Linked DNA regions of Homo sapiens: all the other regions are linked to region 2. Evidence: chromatin loops called from intact Hi-C (ENCODE). Cell type or tissue: ascending aorta. All regions are shown on one strand. Each heading gives the region's core, and the rest is flanking DNA. Links, peaks and the distances in the headings are about the cores only. Region 1 overlaps SEMA3C (semaphorin 3C). Region 2 has its middle 84 kb from the start of CD36. Region 3 overlaps SEMA3C (semaphorin 3C).

Region 1 (6,812 bases), core at 892-5,891, 59 kb before region 2:
TTGGGTGTTTCCAGGTCCCCTAGTGTCAGACAGCCCTTCAGCTGTTATAAATGAATGATGATGCTCCAGTTATTGGCACAGTGAAGCAAGTTTCTCTTTTGGCTTTTCTTCTGTATCATCATGGAAAATTCAGGGGAACTCAATGAAGATATTATTTGTCAAAGAAGATGCCATAGGGGAAACTTATGTGACAGTTCATTGGAATGCAAATAGGATTTCATGTAATGATATTCACTTTGAATATTATGAATGATTTTGTAGCTTACAGAATCTCCATGGTAGTTGTGTGGGCTCCGTGCCTGGTAACTGTTACAGTTAGCCCAATACCATTATCGTGTACAACTCTGGCTGAATTTGAGATACTGACCTTCTACTCCCATCAAACTGCATCAGATTATTTTTTGTGTTACCAGATATCAAGCAAAATTAATTATTAATTAATTTAAAAAGAAAAGGAAAAAATGGAGGGAGGAAGGGAAAGAGGAAGTAAGGAAGGAAAAGTGAGCGTTGTCCTCTGACCTTTTATTTCTTATGGTTTTCATTACTGGTATCTAGTCTATGGGTTGGCAAACTAATAATATAACCTATGGCCCAAATCTAGCCCACCATATGTTCTGTATGGTACATACACTAATAATGTTGTTTTGTATTTTTAAGTGGTTGAAAAAGTAAAAAGCAGAATATCTCATGAGCAGTGAAGATTATATGATTTTTAGATTTCAGTGTCCATAGAGAAAGTTTTATTAAAATATAGCCACACCCATTCATTTACATTTCATCTGTGGCTGCCTTTGTACTACAGAAGCAGAGTTGATTAGTTGCCACAGAGACCTTTTAGCCAGCCAAGCCAGAAATATATATATTTTGGCCTTTTACAGAAAAAGTTTGCTTGTCACTGTTTTGGTTGATAATTGTAAATTTTTTAAAAAATTAATACTTCTTCAAGAAGCTATTTTCTAATATGTAGATATAATACAGTAATTCATTATGTTGCCCAAAATTAATATTTCTTCTTTTATCTTGAGTAAAAAAAAATGCTGCTACTTTGTTAAAATTTAAGCTGGAAACTACATTTATTTATTTTCCCACCCATTCCTGATACTACTGTCTATAAAAAAAAAATCACAGGTTGAAAAAATGTATTTTAAAATCAGCACTTGGTTTTATTCTGTAGCATTAGGGCTCTAGGTGTTTTTATGTTCTTTATCTCTCTTTTTTTTTTTTAATCTTGAGGAAGGGCTATAAAACAGCAGGCAAGGGTTCTCATAGGATTAACATTTCTATTTTAACTTTGCCACCTACTGCTTACATCCAGGCTGTTTGTTCAAAGCAGACTGTGTAACACAGTCAAGAGATTTTTGCCAGTTTTCCTTTTGCTTCTGGAGTTATGAAAATATTTAAGTGTCTAGGTCAGGTTCAGAGACATTCTGTAAAATTTATATTTTTAGCATTATACATGAATCAGAATGACGTGGTTTTTGATGAAAGAGTGAGAGTATTCTTATGAATGGGTGTTAGAGGTTTAAGATGATTTAATGCTATTATGATTTTTTAGTGTAGGGTCAATACATGTGTTCTGCTAACATTCTTATATAGTGTATACTGTTTCATGCTTCTTATTAGCTTCCGTTTAACTGGAGGAGTACTAAGTTGGAACATTGGTTCCAGGAAGTCCTCTGAAAGTGTGGAGTTTTGAAGTGTGTGTCACATATGTGAATAAAGCTTTAAAATGCTTGCCTTGTAGCATTAGAGGATAACTGCCTTCATAGTAACTAACCAGTTCTGGCAGTTGCATCTCTTGGAATGGCACACTTAATGAACTGCAGAGCCAGGAATTTTGATTTTTAAAGAACTCCTTAAAATACCCCATGTAAAATTTGATAGCTGGAGCAGTGCATGTGAGTTCAGAAACGATGACTGTCAGCTAGAAGTTGTGTGTGAATGTCACTCTGAGGATGTCTAGACGTCTCCTTTGCTTTGGCGTAAGGAAAAAACCCTTTGTAAGTTACTGATTTTTAATAACATCGTGGGTCACTGCTTTCCAAAGCAGAATGTGGAAACTTCTGAGAGTTTACCATAGATTCTACAGGGATTTTCACAGCAGGAAATACTAATGGAACAGAGTGGAACGATGGCTGAATTGATGGGAGATAGATGATAAGTCACGGTGTCATGACTACTTGATCATGTAGAAGAGTAGCAAAGAGAGGTATGTGAAGAGACAGGGAAAGAAAAGAACATAGCCCTGAGTGAATGCTAATCTAGAGGCAAATGTTGTCATTTACATTTTACTCTAAAAAGAGAACTTATTAAAAATAAAAATACAGCTCATTGCTGAAAAAATTTGTTTCAAAAAGCAGCATTATTTTTCTTTAAGCTACTCTTCAGAGACCTGTTATTTTAAGGACAACGTAAAATCTCATGTAATGATTGTATAAAGATATAGACATATAATGTGTCATATATATGTTAATATATATGATAATTGGTTCTAGTCTGCTCAAATTACCCATTTACTATTTAGTATTCTGGCTTAGGCAAATAAATATATATTTACAGATTTCTAAAATATTTTATTACTATTATAATGATGCTAATTAAATTTATCTGCAGTGCTTATCTTTTTCCAGTAATGCTAAATAAATTATTTCATCCAACCCTTATAAATATCATATGAAGAATTGTAACAATGTAGGTGCCATGGAGGGCAGGGATATGGGTTTGATTGATTTATTGCTGTATCCTTAGTACCTAGACTAGTGCATCACTCAGAGTGTGCACTCAAGAGGTATTATTTGAATGAATGAGTTGCATTTATTATTTGTCATTGTTTTTGGGCAGAATCACAGATAAGTTAATATCATAGAGATAGCAGTTAATATATAATACAACCAGAATATAAACCCATGCTGTCTGATTTCATATATTGAGCATTTATTCTCTTCACATTTTTACCTCATTTACCATAACTACTTTACATTTTTTCCTTAAATGAAGTTCATTTCATTTATATTTTCTCATTTTACTATGAATTAAATGTTTCATCCACATATATCATGATAATATCCCTGATGTGTTGACAGTCAGCGTTAGCATTGGCATTGCTTTGTTTGAGTGATAGCACTCATTTTAACCCATCCATATGTTACTACCAAGTCTTACATGTGAACAAGATTAATCTTGAACAAGGTGACAGAGAAGACTTGGACGAACTGCACCTTGGAACCGACTGAATTTTTGTGTGTGAATTAACTTATGTGCTCGAATTTAACCTGTGAATTTGATATGTTTATGTCAGTTACATTATGCCTAGGAAGAAAGGAGATAAAAATTGGGGGTGAGAGGGGAAGATGTGGAAAGGGAGTAGAACTTTACCTTCATTTTTGATGTATCACTAAATTTTTGCCCATTTAAAATTTGTTTTAAATTGGGACTCATATCTATATTCAAAATGTCTTGCATGCTCACCAAAACACCCATCAAACTCTTTGGCATTTTTTTTTCTTAATTAAAATGGATTCTGCATATATTTGGAGAGTTTGGAATATCATGCAAGGACCTAGTGGCTCTCAGCAGGAGGACAGAGGGCAGTGATTCACTTTGCACCACTGGCTCATTTACTACTGAATCCCTGATGTTTCTCTAGATGACTTGAAAACAATTACAGTCAGACCACATCCCTGAGTGTTGCCCCTATTTAACCCTCTGGTGATAGGAATGTAAGGAAAATTTTCTAGCCTGAAGACATTAAATGATGCAGTCTATTGTCTGTGTGTCAAGAATAAACAGCCACACTAAGTTTTTGTTCTTGATGTGCTGCCAAGTTTCCCTGAGGCAGACTTGGCAGGCTTTGTCCCAAGGAGAAGAATTCACAGCCTGCTGCTGAGCCAGGCCAGGCCTTCCCTATGTGAATATCCATAGGAAGGCTATAGCTGCCAGTTGTGGTGGCGGTTTTTGCAGAAAGCTGGCTTTTAAAATTTTTTATTGAACTTGGGAAAGTTCAAATTCTAGAAAATAGAAGGAAATGTTTCATTATAGAATGCGAAATATAGTTTAAGTTGGAATGAAAAGATCTGAAAACAGAGTTTCTGAGGAAGTCTGTGGTATTAGAGTCGTATGTGTTGCAATGAGTTGCATTCTTATTCTTCTCTTCCACTAATGGGGTGGGCAGAATAATGCCTCTGTCCCAAAAGATCTCTATGTCCTAATCTCTGGAACTGGGGACTTGTTATCTTACTTGTGAAAAGGAACTTGCAGATATGTTTAATGTTACAGACTTTTGAGATGGGGAGATTTTCCTGAATTGCTTGGGTGTGCCCAGTCTAATCACATGAGTTCTTAAAAAGCAGAGCTTTCCTGGCCATTGTTAGAGATGTGATAGTGGAAGAAGTGTCAGAGAAATGTGACTTAGCTGGCTTTGGAGATGGAGGAATGAGACCATATGCCAAGGAAAGCGGGTGGTCTCTAGAAGCTGGAAAATGCAAGGATGTATGTTCATTCTCCCTAAAGCATGCAGAAAGGAACCCTCTCAAAATCTTTTTTTAGTGCAGTGAGACCTGTGATGGAGTTCTAGTTTACAGAACTCTAAGGTAATAAATTTGTGTTGTTTTATGAGACAGGGTCTTGCTTTGTGGCTCAGGCCAGAGTGCAGTGGTGTGATCTCAGCTCACTGCAATCTCTGCACCCTGGGCTCAGGTGATCCTCCCATCTCAGCCTCCGGAGTATCTGGTACTACAGGTGCACACCACCGCGCCTGGCTAATTTTTCTATTTTTAGTAGAGATGGGGTTTCTGCACGTTGCCCAGGCTGATCTTGAACTCCTGGGCTCAAGCCATCTGCCCACCTCAGCCTCCCAAAGTGCTGGGATTACAGGCATGAGTCACTGCACCTGGCCTTTAATGTGTGTTTTTAAGACACTAAATTGGTAATAATTTGTTCATGACAGCAATAGAAACTTAATACAACTAGCTTTTGAGTTATGGCTTAATCTATGCTTCTTTTAATAATTTTTTAAAACAAAGATTAATCAATCCTGATGTTTAAAACTCTGGAAATGTCCTTAGTGATTTATGCAAAAAGATAACATGTTATGTTCTAGAGCTCTTTCTCAACCAGTATAGAATAACATAGTAATATATCACAAAGATGTCATTTATTCAGTCATTAGAATTTATTGAGCTTATTGCACTCCAGGACTTATGATATATAAAGAAAAATGGCAACATCACTTTCCTTTAAGAATCTCTTGACCCAATGGAGGAGACAATTTAATCCAATTCAATGAATATTTATTTCACATGGGAGTGGCTGCCTGATACATATTTGAGATAGTTTTCTATTGCTGTATAACAAGTTACCACAAAATTTGTGGCTTAAGACTACATACATTTATTATCTTAGAGCTCCTAAGGATGATTGCTTAGCTAGCCTCTCTGATCAGGGTATCACAAGGTTGTAATCAAAATTTAGCCAGGCTGCATTGTTTTTTAAAGTTCAAGGTCCTCATCCAAACCCACCTGGTTTTTGGCAAAATTCAGTTCCTTGCTTTTGCAGAAGTAAGGTCCTTAACTCCTTGAGGCCACCCACAGGTTTTTGCACATAGATCTCCTCATTGGCTCTTTAAAATGTGGTTGTTTGCTTCTTCAAGGCTAGTAGAGTCTCTCACTTCAATCTGCTGAGATGGGGTCTCATATAATCATAATCTTGGTATTGACATACCATCACTTTTATATTTTTCTGTTGCTTAAAAGCAAGCCACATGTTCCACCTGCACTCAAGAGGAGGAGTTATACAAGAGCATGACTCATTAAGGGTCACCTAAGAGTGTGTCAGCCATGACCCATACACATTTTTAGGTAGATCATTTTCACGATGATGTAGAGGATACATTAAAGACAGAGAAAAGAAAATGAGACTTTTTTTCTGTTATAGGTAAGAAATGATGAGAGCCTATAAATTAAGACAGGGGTTAGAAATGACATTATCCGATCTAAAAGGTATTTGGGAGAAAGAAAGGACCTGATGATAAAAATTGATTTGTGGCTTGATTGGTAGATATATGACTTGGCAAATGGGGGAAAGAAATAGCATTGACTGATCAAGGTAAGAGAGAATCAGCAATCAGATTTGGAGAGTAATGAATTCCTTTTTTTTAAAATAAATGGCACACTTATCTCCTCTTTTGACCTACTATGCATGAGAGTCTAAATTGATCACTTAAAATACATTATTTCATTAAAACCACACAGCAACCCAATGAAAATCATTATCCCCATTTTACAGTTGTGTAAACTGAGGCTTTGAGACATTAAATGCTTGCTTAGGATGGCAAAGCTAGTAGGAACAATAATTAAATTCAAGCTCAGTTCCATCTCACATCAAGTTGAAGATTTGGTGGACTATTCAGACAGATAAGTCAAAGAGGGTGTTATAGAGAGCACTGTGCTGGAGCTGGAGATCTGGGAGTCATTAGCAATGTGGGTGATAGCTGAATCCATGAAAATGCTTGAAGTCACTCTAGGAGACCATGCAGATAAGGAATTTAACTCTTGGAGCTCATTTAAGGGGTGGGAAAATAAAGAATATTTACCAAGAAAATGGAGAGTGATCATACAAGTAACAGGAGAATAAAAGAATGTGATATTGTGGTGGCCTTGAGAACAAACACTAAAAGGAAGGAAGATGCGGTGGTCAAGATCATCAGATGTGGCACTGTTATAGCTGAGTGCCCTGGTAGTAGGTTATTTTCCTCATCCTATCTTCTTACATGCTAGTAACATTTGCCAGGAGAATAACCATTCCAGATGGAAAGA
Region 2 (6,812 bases), core at 593-5,592:
TTTCAAGTGCTGGATTAATGAGACTATAAAAGCAATCATATATTCTGGGAATAATTAACCTTTAATAAAACAATCTGGATTTTTTTTTGCCGTTTCAGAAGCACTTTTTTTTTACATAAAAACTAGGAATGGGTAGGATATTGAAAGACATAGCACTGTGTTTTAATTCTTAATAGTTCAAAAAAAATTAAGACCCATTAGTTGACAAAAGACCTAATGAAAATACATGTAAGTTCTAATGGTAACATATGTATAAAATGATAAATCAAAAAGAAAATATGCACAACTTTCAATTACTCATGGAATGTTTTAAAAATCTTAGAATCCTAAGAACTGAAGACCACTCCTACCCATTGACTGCCTGAGCTCAGGAGTTTTTCAAAAATCTTGACCCTTGGCTCCTTAAAATGTTTTTGGACAGAACAGAAGGAAAAGAGGAAAAGAGGAAGGAGAAAAGTAGATGAAAGGAGGAAAGGGAAAAGAAGAGAGAAAAGGTTAACAATTAGCCAATCAGCTCCAATCACAATGAATTTTAAAAAGTGAATTGATTTATAGAATAATGAAAGATTAAATCTATCACAGGAAACTGACAGATTATGTAGTTGGTTTCCTACATTGTGGGTTATTCTGCTCATTTTCTATATCTAGCATTTAGATGTGTTTCAATGTTTAGGACATGTTGAGAGTCCTTAATAAGAACCCACCAATCTTTGCTTAGTAATTAGACATCATGATTATTCCCATTCTAGTTTAAAAAGGAGACTTGCTGCAAAGCAAAGTACTATCTTGCTCATACAGACCCCAACCTACAGACATTTATGGATTATTTTTTCATTTTGTCATTTTGTAATCTCTTTGTCATAAGAGATTACATCATCCAAATGGCTTTTAGGATAGTGCATCGTTTTCACTGAAACACTTTGCCTAACTGAATTTGAGACACCTTCCATTCACGTAGAGTAGCTTTTATAAAAATTGCCTCAGCCAGGCTCATTTCAGCTATATTTACACTACTTGTTTTAATGTGCATATTGTCATGACACACAGATACTGCATTAAGTAATTAAGAGGCTGACTACATAGTGTCATTTGCTGTATGAAACTGAATCTGTGGATTCAATCAATAACCACGTGAAAGTGCCTAGAGCTCCAGGATTAAGACACAACCTGCTGAGTTAAGACGAGAGGTCCAAATGGGAGCATACTAATTTGTAACACCATCCTGCAAGTTTCAGTTCCATTTTAATTAGTCATAAAACATAACATAAGCCATGTTGTTAACTAAACCATCCAAGACAAAGTCTTCCTTTCCTTAGCAAAGATTCGAAATAGAGGTAAAAATAAAAGCAAATATTCAACTGAGCAGAAGAAGAGACATTAATTTTATCTGCCTTTCTGGGACATGACTTATATCCTGAAGAGGAACATAATCCTGTAATTGCTGTAGGCCTTCTTATGTTTTTGCTGACAAAAAAGCCATTTTTGAAGTGCTAATATCACTGTAAATACAACTCATTTAATATGAGTTTCTGTCATTCCACTGGTGAAAGGGCTATGCAGCTGTTGTTTGCTAAATTGTCATTTGTTGGGTTAAAAGTTCGTCCTACACATCCAGGGTATGGTCACCACTCAGGAATCAAATGACCACACCAGAACTACATACTATGTGGATCATATAATTTGTTTTGGATCGGCTTCCTTCCAGATGCTAAAATCTGGTATATTTATTAAGTGTTGGCTAAAACCCTGATTCACTCTGGAGTTTGACTGGAAAAGACTAATTGAATGGGACCCATCCCAACACATATGTCTCCTCAAAGCTGAAAGTGATTTAGGGCTTTGAGGGCAGTTAGTGACCATCGGATAGATTTGTACTCATTCTAGGCAGCTAGCGTGCAGCAGTGTTTCCATCCTACAAGAAAACTTGTGGTGAATATTTCCCAGATGGCTTTTGCAGACAGAGGTCTCTTACAAAAGAAGAAAAGAACACTTTAACAAAGTCCAAAGAGCAGCTCATGTTGAAGATTTTTTTTTTTTTTAAGGACAAATTCAGAGGCCTTTTCAAACTCTACAGGGTGCTTCTGGAATATGTTTGGAATGTAAACACATGCCTGACTGAATTGCCCAGCTGCTACCTGGCTTACAGAGTGACCTTTCATAGAGTTCTCAAATTTTAAATCAAAAAGAAATCTTGTTGAACCTTGGGGTCATTCTGTCCCTTTCTTTACAGAAAAGCAAAATGAAACTAAGGTAAGTTAAGTGATGCACTCACATAAACTGGGTTTCCATTCAAGCTGCCATGTTCCTTCTCATTCTGGAGGGTAACCTGGGCTCTGTGGTACAGGTGTAACTTCACAGCATGATATTTATTGGTGACATTCTCTCTTGCTTCATATTCATTTATTCTTTCCCTTTCAGTTCTGCTTCATTCCCTTTCTGTTTCCTGCATTTACTCCTGTTCTCCTACTCTTTTTTGCGATTACTCTTTTTAAAAACATCTCTCGGCCGAGCATGGTGGCTCACGCCTGTAATCCCAGCACTTCGGGAGGCCGAGACAGGTAAATCACGAGGTCAGGAGTTTGAGACCAGCCTGGGCAACATGGTGAAACCTCATCTCTACTAAAAATACAAAAAATTAGCTGGGTGTGGTGGCATGCCTGTAATCCCAGCTACTCGGGAGGCTGAGACAAGAGAACCTCTTGAACCCGGGAGGCGGAGGTGGCAGTGAGCTGAGATCTGGCCACTGCACTCCAGCCTGGGCAACAGTATGAGACTCCATCTCAAAAAAAAAAAAAAAAAAGTATGTTCAGTTGATTAAAGGATTACTTACAACTAGCTCAGGAAGAGAAAACAACACCTCTAAAATGCAGATGTAACTGATGTGGCTTGAATGAGACAGGAATTTGAATGTCCCATTTTACACCAAGGTGAGCTAATCCAGACATGTAATTTAAGCTTTTTAAGGTTTTAAGGAATCTATCTGACAATTGTGGATTTAACTTCCCTTCCCAAGTGAGAATTGACTCAAATATTTCCCCCATTATTTGTTATCATCACACACACCTATATACACATACTCATACTCTACAACTGGACTACAAATGTCAAAAAGAAATAAGCCCATTTAAATAAAAGTGAATTAACTTAATCTTCAATCTTATATATCCAGAATGTGTTATTGTAGCCACAAAACAATGACTGTTGGAGATACCATGTTAACATTACAGAAATGTATTGTAATCCTAATCATTAACCATCATGCAGTCTACAAATGAAGGAGATGAGAGTAACCCAGGGTAGTGAAAGATTTTATGAGAGCAGCAGAAAATATTCACAGTAAGACACAGATGGGGAAATGTGTCATGTGGAATGCAAGTTTGACTAACAGAAGCCCAGTGGTTGGGATGAGATGAAAGCGTAATGCAGAGCCCAGTGGGAAGAGGCACAGAGTACACTGGCACAAAGTGCAGTGGCTCATGCTGATGGAATGACTGAAAGACGCAGCAAAGGAGCAAAATGAGCTCCTTTAGCTGAGCCTTAAGCAATCACCACCTCTGACTAATATCAGCCCAGGATGGTGAAAGGTCATTCAGCAGCAAATTGGATGACATGGTTTATTCTATATAACTAAGAAGTATTTGGAGTGAACTGTTAGAGATTAAGTCCTAGTATGGCAGGTTAAATTAGAGATAATTTACTTTGCTCTCACTCTGTTTTCTCTCCTCCTCCCAGGCCATAGTACTCCCCTGCCCCTTGAGATTTTTGCATAGCTTGATTAAAAATTAAATTGCTTCGACAAAATTGCCTCTGGGCTTTAGTTTTCTAGTGCCTGAATTCTTTCAGGGGACCATGCTGGGGAATCGGAAGAGAGCAATAACTGGGAGGAAGAATGAGGGAGGAGATTTTTAGAGGCTAGGAAAGGAAGAAAGTCTTCTGGTCCTAGAGCAGCGGGGAATCTCTCTGGCTTCCCAGTGAGTAGCAGAGACTAAGAAGGTGACAATGATGGGGCTTTCAGACAGTCAAAGACCCTGGCTGTACTAGACATGTGATTGACAGAAGAGGCTCATTTCAAGAATCCTCCTGGCTTAGAAAACAAGGTCATCCACAGTGATCCTGACTGGAGTAGCACCCAGATTCCTGTGCAGTTGCAATAACAGTGATGACTGCCAGGCTGGTATTCTGAAAATTGTCCCTGTTAAATTATTTTAAAACATTTTTGTATTGCAAACTACATACAATTTTGTTGTGATGCCAGGTTACTTTGACATTTGGAAATCTCACCCTTATGCCTTGAATTCAAAGCATATGAATCTCTTACTCCATTTTTTTCTTCCTTGACTCCAATCCACCCACAGCCTGCAGTCGTAGGCAGATCTGTGCTTCTATGAGTCATACTGTACTGTCACATTGAGTAACTTGCAGTATAAGGAAAGAAAGAAAAGTTCTCTAATTTAGACATTAGATTTACCAAATCAACAGGATTTCAACATGACAGAAACTGTTTTTGGTACTTTTGCATCTGACTGTGCATGAACCAAGAAAGAAGAAAACAAACTGGAAAGTGTACTTTGAAACAAAATACAACTCTTGCCAATAAAAATTTGTTATCCTTGTTTAAAAAAAATTGTCTACCCAAAGTTATCAAAGGAGAATTGGGATTATTTGAAGAATAAAAAGGTAGAAGGAAATAGTTGGAGTTAAAATACCTCAGCATTCTTCCTTCAACTGGTATAGAGGCATAAATTGCTTTTAATTAGCATATTAAAAATTGCGTACAAATATTATGACTCAAAGGCACACTAGTCCGGGGTTATATATATAGCTTTTCTTGAGATATAATTTATATGCCATTCAATTCACCCATGTAGATGTACATAAATTGTGCAACTACCACCATAATCTAGTATATTTTTATCACCTCAAAAAGAAATCCTGTACTGTGTAGCAGTCAGTTTTAATCCTCTTCCCCTTCTTCCACTCTAGGCAGCCACTAGCTTATGTTCTATCTCTATGGGTTTTCTCATTCTAGACATTTCAGATATATGGAATTACACAATATATAGTCACCTGTGACTAGTTTCTTTCACTTAGCATGATGTTTTCAATGTTCATATATGTAGCACATAGGAGTATTTCATTTTTTTGATTGCCTAATTTTCTATTGTATGGATGTATCACCTTAAGTTTATCCACTTATCAGTTTATGGATATTTGAGTTGTTTCTACTTTTTAGTTTTATGGATAATTTGTGTACATATATGAGGTTGAACTTTACAATGATCAAATAGTATTTTATTTTCATTATTTATGATTCATTAAAGGTCCATGTCATATTAACCTTATGTTAATTAACTTTATTTTCTAAAATTTGTATCCAAAGGTATGTTTACAATTTACACTTCTTTGAATTACATATTTAATATTTTCTATTATAAATATTTTATAAGGAGTACACTAAAATTTTGTAAGTTATAAATGTATGGCATAGATATATTTTTATTATATGACTTCTGTCAAAATCGGTAAATATTTTACGTAATACTACTACTCCTAGTCCTCACTTTCTTGCTTCAATGAATTGTCTAGATGAAACCATCCTCAGTGATTGCTGAGTCTGAAAGTTTTCACTTCCCATCTCTTTGATATTATACTCCCTAAATTTGGAAGGAGAAAATTGGACTCCTTGCATACTAGGCTTTCAGGAATGATTGACACCCTCATCAATTTGTAGCCATAGATGCTGTTTTAAGGCATACTCTGTTAAATATCACCACTGCTCAGAGTGTGGCAACTCATTAGTACCAGGACACCTGGTCCTGAAATAGTAGTGCTCACAAAACCAGAGATAATGCTGTTCCTCAAACATAAGAGATGAGCAGAACACTCAAAATCATCCTTTAGAACTAATGTGATACCCTTATTTATAAGTATTGAAAGCCTTTTCACATGTAGATAAGAAAACTTGATATTCTGTTTCAGGAGGCAATACAGCACTGAGACAGAGCAAATTCTCCTCTTAGCTTCTCTCCCCACCATTCATTCCCTTACCACAAGAATGACAATGGGAGAGAATTCACCATGATCTCATTTTATGCTTTCAATATTCCTTGATACATAGTTGATTCTGGAAATACATATGGAAAGTTGCATCACAATGTGAACAATACAGTATAAACTTTTAATTTTTAGGCTGGGTGTGGTGACTTATGCCTGTAATCCCAGCCTGTAATCCCTGTAATCGCAGCACCTTGTGAGGTCGAGGCAGGTGGATCGCTTTAGGCCAGGAGTTTGAGACCAGTCTGGCCCATGTGGTGAAACCCCTTTTGTACTAAAATTACAAGAAAATTAGCCAGACACGGTGGCACATGCCTGTAATCCCAATCTGGAGGCTGAGGCAGGAGAATTGCTTGAACCCCTAAGGCGGAGGTTGCAGTGAGCCAAAATCGCACCACTACACTCCAGCCTGGGTGACAGAGCCAGACTCTGTCTCAAAAACAACAACAAACAAACAAACCTTTTAATTTTTAAAGAAAATTACACCTGCTTAGGCCTATAGGCACATATTCCTTATTAAGTTTCCTATTTACATGGATTACTTGAATGATAATGCTAACTAGCTAAAGTGCTAGGTAGGACCAAAAAGATTATTAGTTAACCTGCCGTAGAAATGCTTTACATCTTAATCTGGATAGAACTTGCCAATTGACATTGATCTTAACATGTTAACTGATTGACCCAAGACCTATTTTAGCCAATTAACTACTTAGTATTCTATTGTACTAGAGTCCATAAAGGCACCAGAGAATAATGCA
Region 3 (6,812 bases), core at 1,193-6,192, 160 kb before region 2:
AGGTTGGTTTAATAATTTTATGATGCAACATTTAACTAACTCCTTAGATATCTGAATTTTTGCTAACCAAGCAACTTCTAAGATGATATGTCATGGGAGAGCTTGAGAATGCAAGTCACTTTTAAGAAGTTTAACTGGCTGGGCAAGGTGGCTCATGCCTGTAATCCCAGCACTTTGGGAGGCTGAGGCAGGCAGATCATGAGGTCAGTAGTTCGAGACCAGCCTGACCAACATGGTGAAACCCCATCTGTACTAAAAATACAAAAATTAGCTGGGTATGGTGGTGCGTGCCTGTAATCCCAGCTACTCAGAAGGCTGAGACAGGAGAGTCACTTGAACCCAGGAGGCGGAGGTTGCAGTGAGCTGAGATCACACCACTGCACTCCATCCTGGGCAACAGAGCAAGACTCTGTCTCCAAAAAAAAAAAAAAAGTTTAATTTCCAGTTGTACAACATCCAGCTGAGCCTGTTTCATAAATGCACAGATATATGAATACATACTGCATATATGGTATATATTTATTATACCAATACCATGTCATAACCACATTAGCAGATCTTAGAAATTAAAAGTAAAAAAAAAAGGTAGACTTGATATGTGCAATAATATAAATTAATTTGCTGATTGGTCTTTTCTATTAGATAGAATCTTCAACAGTAGATGCATTCACTAGTAATTAACAATGTCTCTATTTGAGTTAGTTTGAATGGATAATGTGAGTATATTTTAGACTCAGTGGAATCTTACAAAAAACACAGCTGTCCTAAGGTCTCAAAGGGGACAACTGAAACTAAAAAATCAATATGTCATCAGCAGGTTTGTTGTAATAGATGCTTAGCACAGCAGGTTTGTATAAACTAATGACATACTGTGCGATGACAAGACAGTTAGATTAAAGGACTGCACAGGCACAGTCACTGGCCTGGAGCAGCAGAGGTTGCAAATATGTACATGCAGTATTTTTGGAGCGGTGGAATGTACATAGTTTATAGGTGCCTATGCTGGATATTGTTTTGAAAACTGATTTTAAATATAAATTTACATCACTTTGACTCATGTGTTTAAAACTTATATTATGAAAGAGCTGTTAAAGCTTTTACCTTAAACAATTGTATTTTCATGTGAACTCACCAACAACCAATATACAGGATATTTGTTTCTTTGTTTTTTGAGATAGGGTCTCACTGTGTTGCTCACGCTGAAGTGCAGTGGCGCAATCTCAGCTCACTGCAGTCTCTACTTTGTGGGCTCAAAGGATCCTCACACCTCAGCCTCCCAAGTAGCTGGGACTATGGGCATGCACCACCATGCCTGGCTAATTTTTTCATTTCTTTGTAGAGATGGGGTTTGTCATGTTGGTTAGGCAGGTCTTGAACTCCTGAGCTCAAGCAGTCCGCCCACCTCAGCCTCCCAAAGTGCTAGGATTACAGGTGTAAGCCACCAAGCCCAGTCATCCAGGTTTTTTAAGAAGGCAAAAACTATTCCTTAAACAATTTACCTAGGGATAAAAGAGGGGGAAAATGTAGAGAAGAGCTATCTTCCAAATGTCTGAAAACAAACAAACAAAAAAAGGTATTAGATTTCAGACATCAGGTGATACTCTGCTTCAGAAACAATATATTGGGAAAAATCCTGAGTTGCAAAACTATTAAACCAGTTAACACGTTTAATTATAAGAATTGTCTTTCTTGTCTCATTCTAAAGAGAAATGTCATCACAAAACGATAATCTTATGAAAGCTTTCAAGTACAAGGATTTCATAAAAAGAATGAATTCTACTCAACAGTAAAATATTTTGCTTGTACTTTGTGGGAACCAAATATTTTTAGAAGATTTTTTAAGAGCATCTAATCTGTATTTTTAAAATGCCGGTACTGGCCTTAATGTTTATTATTCTCCAGTTCTTTACACAGTGTTCCTACACCGTCAACATATTATCACAACCTGGTTTTTGATTTGTTATCACAATCTTGTGACCTTTAAGCAGAAATTTATGGTGTACATCAAAGCAGTAATAAACACATAAAGAAATTCTTCTACAAAGAAACAGTCACTTTACTATTTCTGCTGAACATGTGTTTAGAGTTTACATCTTGGTTACCTTGCACTAGCTTCCATGGCAGACAAAGCCGTTGTTTGTATGAGAGTGAACTGCTTACATTCTCGCATCAACACTTTCCCTCAAAAGCTGAAGTTTCCCTCTGCTTGCCTCTTCTGTTTAGACTGATGGAAAATATTTGCTACTTATCTTCACTACAGAATTGTCAATACAGAAGTCTGTAAAAAGTTTCATTAATTTATTCATCCTTTTGAATCATAGGAGTCTTTTAAAAAAATCGGATATATTTACAGAGTATCTAATGTTTGATAAGTTAGTTATGAGGGTCTCACATTTTTGTAGCGGTTAGGAAGAGACAATGTAGTTAAAAGTCCTCTATGTTAGAGTCAAGAAACTTGTTCTTGATGCTTTCACTAAGAGACTCATGATTTTGGACTAATCTCAATTTTGAGATTACCTATAAAATGTGGAAATTCAGATGGATAGTTATGTCTTAAATATTTCACATCTTTTAGGAGAAACAAGTTGATTGTATGAGATTTCATTTACATCTGTCTGCATATAAAATCGGGTAAATTTCTTGGGCTTTCACTTTTTTTATAACAATAAAATGAAAATGAGCTTATTAATAGATTAGAATTAAAATTCAAAACTAATGCAATTCAAAGAAAATGTACCATGTTAACAAGTATTTTTGCCAAAATGGAATTTCTGCTCATAAAGTGGCCATGACAGTGACTTAAACCCTAGATGTTAGGAAACGACCTCTTGGATTTATCACAGTGCCTCACTCTTAGTTCAGACTCTTAAAAACATTTCTTGTGGGAAGTAATGACTGCTAAGTAAAAATGAAAGTTGAGCAATGATTCTTGTGAATTATGAGTTAATTAATGGTATGACTGCATTTTGTTGAAGTCTCATGATTTAAAGATGTGCTCATTTTTTTTGCTCATGATTTAAAGATGTGCTTTGATACTCTGAAGGACCAAAGGGCAGTGAATCACTGTAAAGCTGCTTTTGAAACATGCCTTAGGGCAAATTGTGAGCCTTCATTTGTGTCCAGAATGGAAGGAACAGCAAGAAGCATGGGTGAGTCATAGGACAAAAACACAAAATGTCATTCCAAAGACAGGGTGGTGACCTTATGTCTGAGTATGCAAAAATCCAACTGGGGAAGTAAGAGGCCTGATCTTAAAAGTTCATGTATTAAGGGAAAACCCATACTTTTATCTTAGGAGATTATGATTATATAATTAGTTTTGTTTGATAATTCAGATGAGTTACCTCTGATTCAGTTTGAAAGTATCCCAGATCAAGCACAGTTCAAACACAGACACTCCTGGGACTGGTTCTGCTTTTTGTGATTGGAATAAGGGGTCCTGCTAAGGTGTGTGCTTCTGTCCTCAGATTTGGAACAGAATCTAAATTCCATGTGTGACGTAACCTGCTTAGTCACAAGCAACATTTTCAGACCCCTTTCCTTTAATTTTAGAAGGAGGCTGTTGATTTGGTATAATTATTTGTTAATGAATGCATTTTGTGTTCATTGCTAAGTATAAAAAAAGCACATATAGGATAGCTTGTGGCGTATTAACAAATGCTTGAGAGATAAAATATAAAGGTATATAACAGTAAAACATGAAAGAAGTCATTCAAAGCAATTTACCTAATGAAAGAGAGAGAACGTGTTTCCTCAGAGATTCAGGTGTATCTCATGGCATCCTCTTTTGTATCTTTCAGGTGTATTTACCTTTAGTTTGTTGTTGTTGTTGTTGTTGTTGTTATATAAGAGGGTTTAGGTAAATGTCACTTTCTGATAGGAGCCTCCTCATCAGGACCTTTTCTTTTTTAAATTTTCATATGTCTATTTTTATGTGAAAACTGTCCAAATAAAATATTTATATATAAAAGTTTTCCACATAACTCTAAAAGGGTTCTATTTGATGTCTTTACTGTATTATAGGACTTACAAAAAGAAAAGAAAAAGAATATATCCAATTAAAACAAGAAAGAACTCTTGAACCCAGCTATGCATACAAGAAAAATAAATTGTTTGAAGTGAGACATGAGGTAATCGAGACTCCTCAATGGGGAAAGTCAGTGCTCATCTGGCCCCTAGTGTGCCTGTTGAGCTGAAATATTTTATTGATGTGAGTGCTTAACAAATCACCAAATGCTCAGTGAATACCTATTATGTGTCATGAGCTCTATGAGGTAGCTTTTTTTCATACAGTCGTATTTTGGCAAATAAATAAATAATACGAGGCATAATTGACAGTGAAAATACCAAAAAAAAAAAAAAAAAAAAAAAAAAAGCATCCCTTACAAATTCCAGAATGTATTTTGAGGTTTCACTCAGCGCTATACAGTGATCACAAACTCCTTGCTATGGTTTAGTCTCTAAGAAAATAAAAATGCCAGAAGGTGTGTTACATTTCAGGCCAATAAAACAGACATTATTAACATCTCATTTTATTAATTGAGGTTGAGATTTTGTGTGGAGGCATTTTAGTGGTCTGATCCACACAGTATTGAGTCAGTGGCATTTTGAGAATGAGGTGTAGTGATTTGTGCTACATTTATAGTGACCAATAAGCTGTGATTGTAGTTCTTTTATATGCTGATGGTAAAATTTGTACTTCGTGGATGGACAGTGAAGGAACGTGGGCACTTCTTGTGTGCGCAAATACTTCTATATGCAACATCTTTCCTTCACTTGAGATATTTATGTTTTATTTAAATATAATACATTCAAAATATTTATTATTAAATCAACAACGTTGCATGAGTAGTTTATTTTGTGTTTTGTCCCCCAATAGATGATACTTGTATCCATACGTGGATAAACCTCCTCAGCCTTTTATGACACTCAGCAAGCTTTCTCTATCACAACAAATTTTATGTGGCTTGATATTTTCCCCCTCACACTGTCTTCATATTAATGCACTGCCTGTTTAGAGGCCCTACTAATGGGTTATCTCCATAAGGAACAATATGAATCTAATTCTCTAACCTTACTTCAACTCATTGCTGCTGCTGCTATGAAGCCAATTGTAAGCACAGTTAATTGTTCCCATGATTACTAAGACAAATATCACATGTAGGAGAGGTTTGATTTTCCATATTACAAAAGATAAGCTCTGGGAGAATTCAGCATTCAGTTTCCTAATCACTTACACATGTAAAATCACTTACACCCCTCCAGTGATGCCAGAAATTGTTCATTATTTCTTGTAAGTATTGTATAAAACTCAGAGTGCACTCAGAGGAAGTATCAATTCTGTTTTCTTAGAAACTAGTGTTGCTATGTTAGTGATAAAAAACAAAATGACTTCACCATAAAACACATTGCAAATTTCCATATAACTTACAGGTTATTTTCAGGTATATGAAAATGACAAAAAACCAGCTAAGAGACTATAAGTAGAACAATATTTGAGATTCATTTGGAAGAATAATCTTATTGGTCTTATTGACTTCTTGGTTAAAATGATTGAAAAACTTTACATGAGAGAGAGTGTGTGTGTGTGTGTGTGTGTGTGTGTGTGTGTGTGTGTGTGTGTTTCTTTCTCCAGGCAACAAAAGTAACAGGCATGAATTTTTTTGGTAGAAGATCATTCTTTATCAGAAACAACATCGTACATCCTTGCAATTAAATTAACTTCAGTAGATTATCATCAGAATTGTAATTTTATAAGAATAATTGTGATGGAATATTTGCAATGTAAGAGACTCCCTTAAAGGGTATGATGAGGTATTTCTTTCTGCGATCCGATTTACTTCTGTTTTTGTTTTTGTTTTTTGAGACAGAGTGTCTCTCTGTCACCCAGGCTGGAATGCAGTGATGTGATCTCAGCTCACTGCAGCCTTCACCTCCAGGATTTAAGCGATTCTTCTGTCTCAGCCTCCTGAGTAGCTGGGACTACAGGCACCTGTCAGCACGCCCGGCTAATTTTTGTGTTTTTAGTAGAGATGGGGTTTCACCATGGTGGCCAGGCTGATCTGGAACTCTTGAACTCAAGTGGTCTGCCTGCCTTGGGCTCCCAAAGTACTGGGATTACAGGCGTGAGCCACCACTCCCAGCCTGTGATTTGCTTTTGGGTAAGATTATGGCGTATACATGGAGGGAAGTAAAAGTGAACACATTTCAGTTGCATTTCCCCCCAGGCATAGATATTTTGAAAAATTTCTGTAAATTGTCCAACATGTATTTCTAAGATAAGCAACCACTATGATTTTTAAACATAGTGAGAATCACCACAGCATCAAATTCATTCATTCATTTAACAGATACTTAGCACTATGTGCCAGATACTGAGTTAGAGACTCAGAATACATCTTTGAACAGAACAAGTACTTGTACTATAGTGAATCTTATATTCTTGTGGAAGGAGACAGATAAAAAACACTAAACATGATGAATAAATTATTCACTATCTTAAACAATGATAGGTACTGTGGACAAGAAAACACAGAGTAGGTTAATGGTGTTCTGCAAGGATGGGGAAAGGGCAGACTGTGGTATTAAATGGTAGTCAGGGTTCGCCTCCTGGAGATGTTGAGATTTGAGCAAAGATTTGAATGGAATAAGGGACTTAACCAAGGGGATATCTGTGGGAAGAGCATTCCAGACAGAGGAAAAAGCCAGAGCAAAGGCCCAAAGGTGTGATGGAGAATTTCTAGCATATTCTGGGAAGAACGCCAGCAGAGTGAGTGAGAGAATGAGTAGTAGGAGCTAAAGTAAAAGAGGAA

What was found. Peaks named below come from ENCODE experiments on the same cell type or tissue, not always from the same donor. Only the 100,000 strongest peaks of a DNase experiment are listed, where the experiment ranks them.
Region 1: it touches region 2 in a loop (2.3-fold over the local background); 10 of 110 quality-filtered maps call a loop at or near these places.
Region 3: a loop joins it to region 2, with 3 times the contacts of the local background. A loop is called at or near these places in 3 of 110 quality-filtered maps.

Annotation. Positions count from the first base shown.
Region 1 is chr7:80,778,684-80,785,495 of GRCh38, reverse strand. All of the region lies in intron 12 of SEMA3C (semaphorin 3C), which reads left to right. Among named protein-coding and RNA genes, the nearest start is that of SEMA3C, 140 kb to the left of the region's middle. In ascending aorta, for the core only: no CTCF peak of the experiment used is centred there; no DNase peak of the experiment used is centred there; H3K4me3 peaks cover 499 bases; H3K27ac peaks cover 1,591 bases.
Region 2 is chr7:80,719,610-80,726,421 of GRCh38, reverse strand. No RefSeq gene overlaps it. Among named protein-coding and RNA genes, the nearest start is that of CD36, 84 kb to the right of the region's middle. RefSeq lists a silencer at 3,275-3,569. In ascending aorta, for the core only: no CTCF peak of the experiment used is centred there; a DNase peak (open chromatin) is centred at 3,461; H3K27ac peaks cover 926 bases.
Region 3 is chr7:80,879,976-80,886,787 of GRCh38, reverse strand. All of the region lies in intron 2 of SEMA3C (semaphorin 3C), which reads left to right. Among named protein-coding and RNA genes, the nearest start is that of SEMA3C, 36 kb to the left of the region's middle. RefSeq lists an enhancer at 2,292-3,491. In ascending aorta, for the core only: no CTCF peak of the experiment used is centred there; no DNase peak of the experiment used is centred there; H3K27ac peaks cover 3,036 bases.